Linked DNA regions of Homo sapiens: region 1 is linked to region 2. Evidence: read pairs that join two places in POLR2A ChIA-PET (ENCODE). Cell type or tissue: Panc1. All regions are shown on one strand. Links, peaks and the distances in the headings refer to the core of each region. The heading gives the core; the rest is flanking DNA. Region 1 has its middle 15 kb from the start of ZNF287. Region 2 overlaps MPRIP (myosin phosphatase Rho interacting protein).

Region 1 (5,372 bases), core at 151-5,150, 470 kb before region 2:
GGAAGAGAGAGCAAGAACACAAGCGAGTGACAGCGCACAAACTATTAAGTGGCCACAAAAATGGAGAAAATATTAAAAATATGTGAATCTAGGTATGGAGTATATTGATGTTCTTTGTACTATTCTGATTCTTGCAAAGTCTACAGTGCATAATATCTTCATAATGCGTTCTTAGGTGCCTTAATTTTTTCGCTCTTTAAATTTTCCTGGGAAATAATTTCAATCTTATATTCAAAAAGGAAAAGTTAAGGAATGAAAACAGACCAGGCGTGGTGGCTCACGCCTGTAATCCTAACACTTTGGGAGGCTGAGGTGGGCAGATCACAAGATCAAGAGATCAAGACCATCCTGGCCAACATGGTGAAACCCCATCTCTACCAAAAATACAAAAATTAGCTGGGCGTGGTGGCACATGCCTGTAGTCCCAGCTAATTGGATGCTGAGGCAGGAAAATTGCTTGAACCCGGGAGGCGGAGGTTGCACGAGCCGAGATCGTGCCACTGCACTCCAGCCTAGCGACAGAGAGAGACTGTCTCAAAAAAAATAATAATAAAAATAAAGGAATGAAAACAAAAATAAACACTTAAAGATACATTAACAAGATACTGTATATGCAAATATTTTATTAAGGAAATTAGACAATTTTGAAAAACATTAAACATTCCTTAAGTAATGGACAGCAGAGCCTATATGGGAAAAATTTTGATGAGACCCTTAGTTCATAAAAACAACACAAAGGTGTGATAACGAAAATCCTCTCATGCTCACACAAAGGCTGTGAATAGAAGGTTTTAGGGTAGGACAGGGCAATGTTTCTCCAGTAAGAAGGATGTCATTCAGTCCCTTCACTCTGTAGTTCTTGTCTTCAGGGACTAGGTACGCTGTGAACTGAATACGTGTGTCCCTCTAAGTTCATATGTTGAAATCCTAAACCCCAATGTGATGATGTTAGAGAGGTGATTAGGTCTTGGGGAGGTGACAACCTTATGAATGGGATTAATGTTCTTATAGGAAGGGACAGGGGAGCCTTCTCTTTCTTTTTCCCTCCCTTCCTCTCTGCCATTGAAGATACAAGGAGAAAATGGCTGCCTGCAAATCAGGAAGAATATACTTACCTGACACCTGATCTGCTGGCACTTTGATCTTGGACTTCTCAGCCTCCAGATTGTGAGAAGTAAATGTTAATTGTCTAAGCTAGCCCGTCTTTGGTAATTTCCTAAAGCAGCCGGAGCTGGCTAGGACAATGTGCATGTACTCCAGGGGGGACTTCATATGATAAAATTGGATGGAGGCCCAAGAAGGGACAGATGTAGCCTTAGCCTAGCTCTTGAGAGCACCAGGGCTCAAGGCTACCTTCCAGAAGAAAAGCGAGATAACTGAGAGGTGAGGATACATGGGCTCAAAATATTCTCTAGCCTGTGCTGAGGTGTGAGGTCCCCAAAGTCATGAGACTGATTCAATAAATGCATTTTCTTCTATGTTATAGGTTGAGGGCATTAGTCTTGTTTATAGATGAGGAAATGGAGGCTCAGAGAGATGTCGTGACTTAGCCAAAGTCAGTGAGTAGAGGCAGAGTCAGGACCTGAACTCTGGGGGTCTACCGCCAAGGTAACCCTGTTTTTATGTTTTAGTTACTCATACTTGAAGCAAACATGGTGGTCTTGGAACCTGTTTCTCAGCTGGAACCTGTTTCTCAGCTGGCAATAATTTCTTCAGTTGGAAACGGAGGTAAATTAATAGAACTAATTAAAAGAAGGGTCCTGCCGGGCACAGTGGCTCACGCCTGTAATCCCAGCATTTTGGGAGGCCAAGGAAGGTGGATCACCTGAGGTCAGCAGTTCGAGACCAGCCTGGCCAACATGGTGAAACCCCGTTTCTACTAAAAATACAAAAATAAGCCGGGCGTGGCGGCGGGCGCCTGTAATCCCAGCTACTCGGGAGATGAGGCAGGAGAATCGCTTGAACCCGGGAAGCGGAGGTTGCGGTGAGCCGTGATCGCACCCATTGTACTCCAGCTGGGCAAAAAGAGAGAAACACTGTCTAAAAAAAAAAAAAAAAAAGGTCAGTGGAAATGCTAGATGCTTAGCATATTTTAAAATTCAAAGGGGCTCTGGAAAATTCCCGCTGTAACGGTGAAAAATGTAGAATGCAACCGGAAGCTGGTGTAGAAGCGGGGGTTCTCCAGTCCCCAGCAGAGGCAGGGCCTCACTTGTCCCATCTCAAGTCCTGTTCCTTCCCTGTGGCCTCCTAGGCTTCGCCTCCTGCCCTCCACTGCGGGAGTTAGAAGAAGGAAAGAAAGAATAAAGATTAAAGTGTAGATAAACGAAACAGACAATTGAAAAACAGTAGACAGATTTCATAAAATCAAAAGTTCTTTTTTTGAAAAGATAAAATTGACAAACATTTACCTAGACTGACCAAGAAAAAGAGGGAAGTTTCAAAATAACGAAATTAGAGTTGAGAGTGGGAACATTACTATAGGTGTTACAGAAAGAAAAGAGATCATAATAGAATACTGCGAACAATGTACGCCAGCAAATCAGCCCACATGAAAGGGACAGCGTCAATTTCAGAGAATTGGCGCCGGGAGGGGCACGGGATCACCGTGCACAGTGAGTGCTGTACAAAGTGCCTGTGCAGCTCCCCGAAGCCGCAGGAGGGCGCCCGACTAAGCCTTTTCTGCCCTGCGTGAGGCGCATGCGTGTTCCGTCTGCAGCTGCAGACGCCCATCCTGGGAGTGGACACCAGCTTCGTTCCCTCTCAGCCCACTCGGGAAGCGCCACACGGCTTCGGCTTCGGACGATCCAGGGCCGCGTCCTCTGTGAGGAAACAGCTGTGACGGCTGAGGAGGGAGGGACCAGCTCTAACTGATTGCTTAAGTTGTTACAGATGGTACAGAGCCAGTGGCTGAGTTTTGTAAATCAGGTGTGTTCATTGAGCGAACTTTCCACTTCGGAATATTCAGCATCTGAGGAGGTTCAGTTTGATTTTGTCTATCGCTGGCGGGGCGCGGGCTGACGCCTGGGACCCCTGCACCTGGGGAAGCCGAGGAAGATCGCTTGAGCCCAGGAGTTCCAGACAAGCCTGGGCAACACAGCGAGACCCCGTCTCTACAAAAAAGAAAGAAAAATGTGTCTATCTCCAACCCAATGGTGAAATTAGGATGTCTGTAATCTCCTCGTAACATCCCGGATTATACATTATTACTTTTTTTACATTTCTTTTTTGTTCATTTTCAAAATTGGAAAATACATTCACTTGTCTTGTAAAAGTTTGTCGTTAAACATACTTGCAAATTATGTTTTGCAAGAGAAAAAAACTTTTATTTTTGTTTTTCTTTGTTGTAAGCAAGGGCAATGCAGGTCTTCTTTTTTGTCAGAATTTTTTGTTGGAAAGCTTATTTAATTTTCCACTTGTTTCAAAATATTATCCCATATTGATGAGTTGCACAGAATTTTTTTTTTTTTTTTTTTTTTGAGACAAAAGTCTTACTCTGTCTCCCAGGCTGGAGTGCAGTGGCATGATCTCGGCTCACTGCAACCTCCACCTTCCGGGTTCAAGCAATTCTCCTGCCTCAGCCTCCTGAGTACCTGGGATTACAGGCGCCCGCCACCACGCCCAGCTAATTTTTGTATTTTTAGTAGAGACGGGGTTTCACCATGTTGGTCAGGCTGGTCTCGAACCCCTGACCTCGTGATCCACCCGCCTCTACCTCCCAAAGTGCTGGGATTACAGGTGTGAGCCACCACGCCCGGGCGAGTTGCATAGAAATTTCTAATCTATTTGCACGACAATGCTTTTGATTTTGGCCTAGTGTATCTCCTCATTCAATATGATATACATTGTATTATATATACATTAAAAAATATAAATATAAATGTATTACTTATATATGGGTATATGATCAGTGTTGTTAGTTTGGGCTGGAAGTGGTCCAACTGCAGTTGCTCTGCCTGTCAGTGCCACACAGATGGGAAAATCCCAGCTCATAATTCCTGAGCACTCTCTACCCTGTATGTCCCTGCCACAATCAAGTGAGTCCCTTCTGCCTCTATAGACACTAAAACATCCCCATAGAATCCCAGAGGGCAAGAGTCAGAGAGCGGACATGCACACTGTCCAAGCATCTCTTTGCCTGACTTCTGAAGAACACGTGTGGACAGACTCCAATTAGTACAAACACAGAAAATCACAGCTGACACTACAGCCGTCTTCTGGCGTTATGAGAGTGAACTGAAGCAGAGATTCCAGGGCAGCATGCCACTTATTTGGAAGAGGAAGTTGTGCAAGTAAGTGCACTTTTCCATGGAGTTTGACATGGGGCAAAAAAGGGCAGACAGTTTCAGGGTACTCAGTGGAGGAAGTGGTTTATGTAGAAAAGTGGAAATCAAACAACTCCATGTTTCCACAGCTGAGATGTCAGAGAAGCCTAGGAAAAGGCAAATTCCCCAAAAGAGGTCACGTTTCAATTGTGTTTTAGTCCCAAGAAAATGACTTAAAATTGTTTCCACAGCTGAGATGTCAGAGAAGCCTAGGAAAAGGCAAATTCCCCAAAAGAGGTCACGTTTCAATTGTGTTTTAGTCCCAAGAAAATGACTTAAAATACTCATTGGATTAAAATATCTGGGTAGTGCCAGGCATGGTAGCTCATGCCTGTAATCTCAGCACTTTGGGAGGTTGAAGTGGGTGGATCACTTGAGTTCGGGAGTTTGAGACCAGCCTGGCTGATATATTGAAACCTTGTCTCTACTAAAAATACAAAAATTAGCCGGGCATGGTGGCGGGCGCCTGTAGTCCCAGCTACTTGGGAGGCTGAGGCAGAAGAATCGCTTGAACGCAGGAGGCGAGGTTTCAGTGAGCTGAGATCCCGCCACCACACTCCAGCCTGGGTGACAAAGCAAGAGTCCATCTCAAAAACAAACAAACAAACAAAGACTAATTTGACCACGGCCTCCTTTTGAGATCATTCTTTTGCCAGACTCCTCTGACATCTCAGGCTGACTGTCTTCAAACCTAGTCCACGAACACTCCTTGCTGGTGTCCTGTGCAAAGCCCCCCTGAAGAGTATCAGGGAACATTCTGAGACCCAGTCCCCACCCGTGTGCCCCTTTCACTATAGCTGCCTTGGAAACCTCCTGCATGTCTTCACTTGCTGCAGCAATTTCTCCCATCATTATCTTGATGGTGATGACATCTGAAAGCTCAGTCTAGATTTCATTTGAGGCACAGTCTCTGCGTGTTATAGGCACTTAAGATGTAATACATTTCAAACTGAGGCCCTCAACTTCCTCCCCAAATAAAAGTGACTTGTCCTCTAATCTCTAATCTCAGATAATGGCTCCACTAGTACCCAGTCATGAATCTGACACGGC
Region 2 (5,372 bases), core at 206-5,205:
CTTTGATGGCTTCTTTTGGTGTGTTAGAAGTTCTCTTCTGGGCTCTGATCCCCACTCCCTGCCCAGAGGCAGAGTTTAGGGGCAGAAGGGAGGAAGGTCCTTGCCAGGGCCTCAGGCCTGTCCTGTGGGGAGCCGGTGAGGGCCGTGGTGGGCAGGCTGGCGTATCCCCCTCTAAACTGGACGTGCAATGTTCCAGTATTATGTAATTGCACCCTAGCTTTTTTCCCTGGGTTCTAGCCTGTTACCTGATCTTTTCCTCTGATTTCTCTTTCCCTTGCCACACAGAAGGACTATAGTCCAAGGCCTATGTTCTCTTCCTGACACAAATGTGCAGGGTGACCCAGGAAGGTGACTTATGTCTCCCACCTGTAAAGCGGGTGCCTGCCTTCTCTTTGCAGAGTAGTGTGCTGATGGAATGGGGAGTTCCTGAGCCCCCCATGTGGTGAGGGATGTTCCAGGAAGCACGCTGGCTGCCGCCTCTGGGGGAAGTAGCCTTTCTTTGGGCAACCTCATGTTCTTTAGCAGAAATAAAGAAATTTAACTCAGAATGTTTAAATTGTTCCCAAGCTGCCACTTAGTCTTGAAAGAGGGAGAGAGTGTGGCAGCGAGGCACAGGGGAAGACATCCTACTACTGGACATGGAGGATCATTGGGTGCTAATTTGGAAGCATCTGACCTAAGAAAACGGGCTCTTCTCTTATCCTGGGAAACTCATTCCCCAAGCCACTCTTTCTCAGCTGAATGACACCGTTGGACCAGGTGGATGGTTTTCAAGCTTTCATCAAAAGCAGTGCAGCTCTGGGCAAGGCAGCCAAAGCCTGGAGCTTGGCCTCCCATCCTGGGGCGGGGTGGCGGGGGAGGGCCTTGGGTCATCTCTGGGGCCATTTGGGGCAGGTTCGAAAACTCTGCCCTAGATTTTGTGCTTTTTCCAGTTTTAGCAATTGAGGCAGTCTTACAGCTGCTCTGGAATGGAGCCCCCATGCCCTACCCAGAGCTCTCAAGGCATTGTCACTTCCGTTGGGGGCAAGAGCACCTAGGGGGTTGATTCACTGACATTTTGTCTCTGGAAGCTGGAACTGAAATCTTCCAAACCACTCACTGGTTTTCTCAGTCAGGGTCATCCTAGTTCACATGAAACCACAGCCTGGTTTTTGCCTGGAGCCTGTAACCCTTCTGGCTCCTTCCCCTTGGGCGCAGCTTGGCGGTTGCATGCTGTGCCAGAGGTGGCCCTGGTGTCAGAGCTGCTTTGCAGCGAGACTCTGAGTGGATGGGCCTGCCGGATCCTTTGAACCTCTACCTACTATATTGTGTCATAGCCCGTGATTTCACACAGACCTCAGCAGGCAAGGGTGGCCAGCAGGGCTGGTGGCAGCAAGGCCTCCCTCGGAGGAGGGGACCCTGAGTTTTCAGAGTGGTTGAGCGGCCTGCCCAAGGTCACTGAGCTGCTCAGCAATGGGGCCGTGATACAGATTTCAGCTCCATGAGGCTCCCGTGCCAGAGTCCACCCTGGCTCCAGACTCCACCCTGGCTCCAGACTCATCCTCCCTGTCCTTGGGAAGGCCACTTTGCTTTGTAAACTCCTTAGTGTTTTTGTTTGGCCCCGGGGCAGATGGGTAGTAGGGAGATTGGTATATTGCAGTGCTGCAGAATAAATCACAGCTGTTTCCTGGACTTCTAGTTCCTAGCCCTGGGAAGAGGGACCTGCTGGGGCTGTCTGCACCTGCCCTCCCTGCCTTTCCCCCACATTATGCAGGTGAGGGATTGTCTTCAATTAGCAGATGGAGCCGCCGAGACCTGGAGAGGTTCAGCAGAGGTTCAGCGACCTGCCTAGGTCACAGGAAGTCCAGCACGATTTTTTCCAAAGTCCTGTTTGGCCACCTTGTCTCTAATAAGTGTTAACCTTTGCTATCAGGAACAGGGCCTTGCCCCAACTTGGACTCCTTAGTTCTTGAGTGTGTGGTGGGGCGTGTGTGTGAACGGTGCAGGCTGTTGTGCAGGGCATCGCCCAGATCTTCACCTCTCCTCAGCCTCGGGGTGCCCCACATCCCCAACATGGGCTACTGGCCTAGGCAGCAGCCACACCTTTGGCACAGCTCTGAACAGGAAGCACAATTTTTTCCTCTGAAAGAGGAATTCAGAATCAGGAAATAGCTTTGTCCTTGATCTCTGTAGGTTCTGAGGCACTGGATTTAACAGACCCACAAGCAACCGTGGCGCACTTTCCACACAAGGTTTCTGACCTCCTCGTGGTCCTTCCCATAGATAAAGGGGCCAAGGGAAGGGGGAGCAGCTGCAGGGAGCCCCAGCTGAGCCAGAGAAAGGGGCCATGTCTCCTGGGTCTCCTGATGCCATACCCAGAGCCTCACTATCAGGACTGGGTGAGCCACTTGAGGCTCAGGAGCCTCAGGGCCGCGGGAGGGGTGGGTCAGGGCATTTGCATGGCTTCTGCTTGGGGACCTGCTCTGACCTAGAAATCTGACACAGTCCCACTTTTCATTTCAGTGCGCCCAGGCAAGGGAATTGGAATGGTGGCGAGCCCAGATTTGAGTTTCCATTCTAGCTCCATTTTCCATGCTAATGGAGCAAGTTACTTAGAGCTGAAGCATCTATGCCCCTCATCTGAAAACTGGGGGGTTATAATAATAGTACCCATGGCTTTGGGTCCTGATGAGGATGCAGGAAGATGCTTCCAAAGTCCTCAGCAACCGCAGGATCTGTGGCAAGGGCAGAGTTTGTAAATACTGGGTTATATGGTGGGTGCTTAGTAAATGGGGTCCGTTTTATCAGCAATAAACCATGTAGTATGGAGCTGTGTGTGGGACACGGATCTTGCCCTTGGGAAGCTCTCACTTAGCATGCTGGCCCATCTGCTCTTGAATGTCCACCATGGGCCAGGCCATGGGCGAGATGGGGCAGGGGCAGTGCGGGGAGCACCAGGTCCCCATCCCTCTTAGGTTACTGCAGAGAAAACAGCCCAGGGAGGGGACCTTCCACTGTGATTTTGTGGGCAAGCTGGCCCTCAAACCTGTTTCTGTCTGTCCCATGCCCATTAAACAGAAGCTCAGGCCCATGCCCATTAAACAGATGCTCAGGCTGTCTCCTCTCCCACTGAGCTGCTCTGCACCACCCTAGCAGCTTTCTTATGTCAGCCCCTTGAGGACTGGAAGGAAGTAGTCAGTTTGCCTTGTGTGTGTTTGATTTTTCAGAATGTGTAAGTACAGTAAGTCCTCACCGTCATTGATGGGCTCTTGGAAACTGCTACTGTAAGCATAACAACACACAACCAAACCAATTTTATCATAAGCTAATTGATATAAACAGGATTTAAGTTTCTACGGCATATTTCAGGTTATAAAAATTAACCAAACTTCTAAATAAAGATCCAAAGTATTTCTAATATTAAACATGGAAATACATGTGAGCTATTATATACATTTCAGGAAGATGAATAAAAACAAGTAAGATCATTATCTATACAAGTTTTGGTGAGTGATGACAGTGAGTGATGACAGTCATGGTGGTAGGTTAAATCAAGGAATAAATGTCTGCAAAGTGAAAATTGTAAGGCATACCTCCTACCACCAGGAAGTTCAAAAACAAGGACAAAAGCGGTGGGCTGGCTGAGTGCTTCTTACTGCATAGTTTATTGTCATGTGTTTGTGTGATTATCGTAGACTTGATGACTTTTTAGTAGGCAGTTACCTGTATTCATTCATGCGTTTTCCAGCTTGCTTATTCCAGTTCAATGTCACCGGTAGCTGGAGCCTCTCCCAGGGCACAAAGCCTGGACAGGACGCCGTTCCATCACAGGACACACTTGCACCCACACCTGCTCAGACTGGGACCACTTAGATGTCCAGTTCACTGAATGTGCACATCTCTGAGATGTGAAAGAAAGCAGAGTACAGAGAAAACCCACGGAGTCGTGAGAGCACACAAACTCCACACAGGCAGTGGGTGCAGGAATTCTTTTTTTTTTTTCCTCAACATTGTTATAACAAATCAATGTTGAATGAAATGGCATTATTTGAGGACCTGCTGTGTAAGGACTGAACTGATTTTAAGAATTTTTAGGTCAGGTGCTGCGGCTCACACCTGTTATCCCGGAACTTTGGGAGGCCAAGGTGGGCAGATTGCTTGAGCCCAGGAGTTCGAGATCAGCCTGGGCAAGACAGGGAAACCCTGTCTCTACAAAAAAGTAAAAAACATAGCCAAGCTTGGTGGCACATGCCTGTGGTCCCAGCTACTTGGGAGGCTGAGGTAGAAGGATTGCCTGAGGCAGGAGGTGGAGGTTGCAGTGTGCTGAGATCACGCCACTGCACTCCAACCTGGGTAATAGAACGAGACCCTGTATCAAAAAAAAAAAAAAATTTCTTTTTTTTTTAGAGGGTAGGAAGTGAAGGGGCCAGGCTTCATCAGCTTAGGATTTAATGTTAGAGGCCACTTCTGTGCCCCTGTCAAGCCCAGAGAAGTCATGCAGGTCCCATGAAGGGCAGAGCAGATCCCAATTTTAGGAATTTCTTTGATGGGTGTATGAGTTGCCATGGGCAGTGTGGGAGAAGATTAAGAGAAGCCATGCTTATCCCACTCGTATCCATGGAGCAACTGCCTTGCAGTTGTCTGGGAAGGAAAATCCTTGTGCCGGGCCTGGTTGAAATGCCCAAGGAAGGTAGAGAGGATCCCAGAGCTGGGGAGCCGGGTCTAGTCCCAAATCACTGGGTGGGTGGGAGATCTGGCCAGGACGTTTCGTGGCCCCCTGGTCACCAGTGTTGAGTGGGTCCCCTCAGCTGGCAGGCAGGTCCTTCCAGCCTCTCTGTCCACCCTACCCCCAGCCTTTACAAGTCATTCACCCTTGCAGGGAAAGGCACCTCTGCTGAGGGGACCCTTCTATGAGATCTAAACAGGAGGAGTCTCTTCTTTTGAGCCTGAGAACGAGCTCTTCTAATAGGCAGATGTCACCTCGGCAGACAGCCCACTACTTCTCAATTCCACATCTCCCTTCCCGCCTGGAAACCCCGTGAGCCTGGGAGCTTAGGAGTCCTCTTCCTAGGGGGCCCGGCCAGCTAGCACCTGGCCTTCTATGGTGTGGAGGTTTTCCTATACGGAAATTGCTGAAGGGTGGCCTGCCCTGGCATTGTTTTGTGGCGCTGTTGGTGGTATTCATAGCTGACAGGAATTGCCATGTGCCAGGCCACTATTAGCTCATTTATATTTCCAGCAGTCTCAGAAGGCGGAGTTAAGAGAAGGGTAGAGAGAGGTAGTATAATATGCCTAGAGCAGCTCCTCTGGTGGCAAAGCCGGGAGGAAACCCAGCTGTGGGACTCCAGGCCTTCCCTGTCTCCACATGACTCGAGAGGACTGAGCTTGGCCTT

Evidence for each region. ChIA-PET counts read pairs that join two places held together with the same protein. Peaks named below come from ENCODE experiments on the same cell type or tissue, not always from the same donor. Only the 100,000 strongest peaks of a DNase experiment are listed, where the experiment ranks them.
Region 1: POLR2A ChIA-PET joins it to region 2 with 8 read pairs; 2 of 35 experiments call an interaction of 5 or more read pairs at or near these places.

What each region holds. Positions count from the first base shown.
Region 1 is chr17:16,581,756-16,587,127 of GRCh38, forward strand. No RefSeq gene overlaps it. Among named protein-coding and RNA genes, the nearest start is that of ZNF287, 15 kb to the left of the region's middle. In Panc1, for the core only: a CTCF peak has its summit at 2,654 (motif pointing right); a DNase peak (open chromatin) is centred at 2,676; H3K4me3 peaks cover 825 bases; H3K27ac peaks cover 409 bases.
Region 2 is chr17:17,050,695-17,056,066 of GRCh38, forward strand. All of the region lies in intron 1 of MPRIP (myosin phosphatase Rho interacting protein), which reads left to right. Among named protein-coding and RNA genes, the nearest start is that of MPRIP, 11 kb to the left of the region's middle. RefSeq lists an enhancer at 5,270-5,372. In Panc1, for the core only: no CTCF peak of the experiment used is centred there; no DNase peak of the experiment used is centred there; H3K27ac peaks cover 312 bases.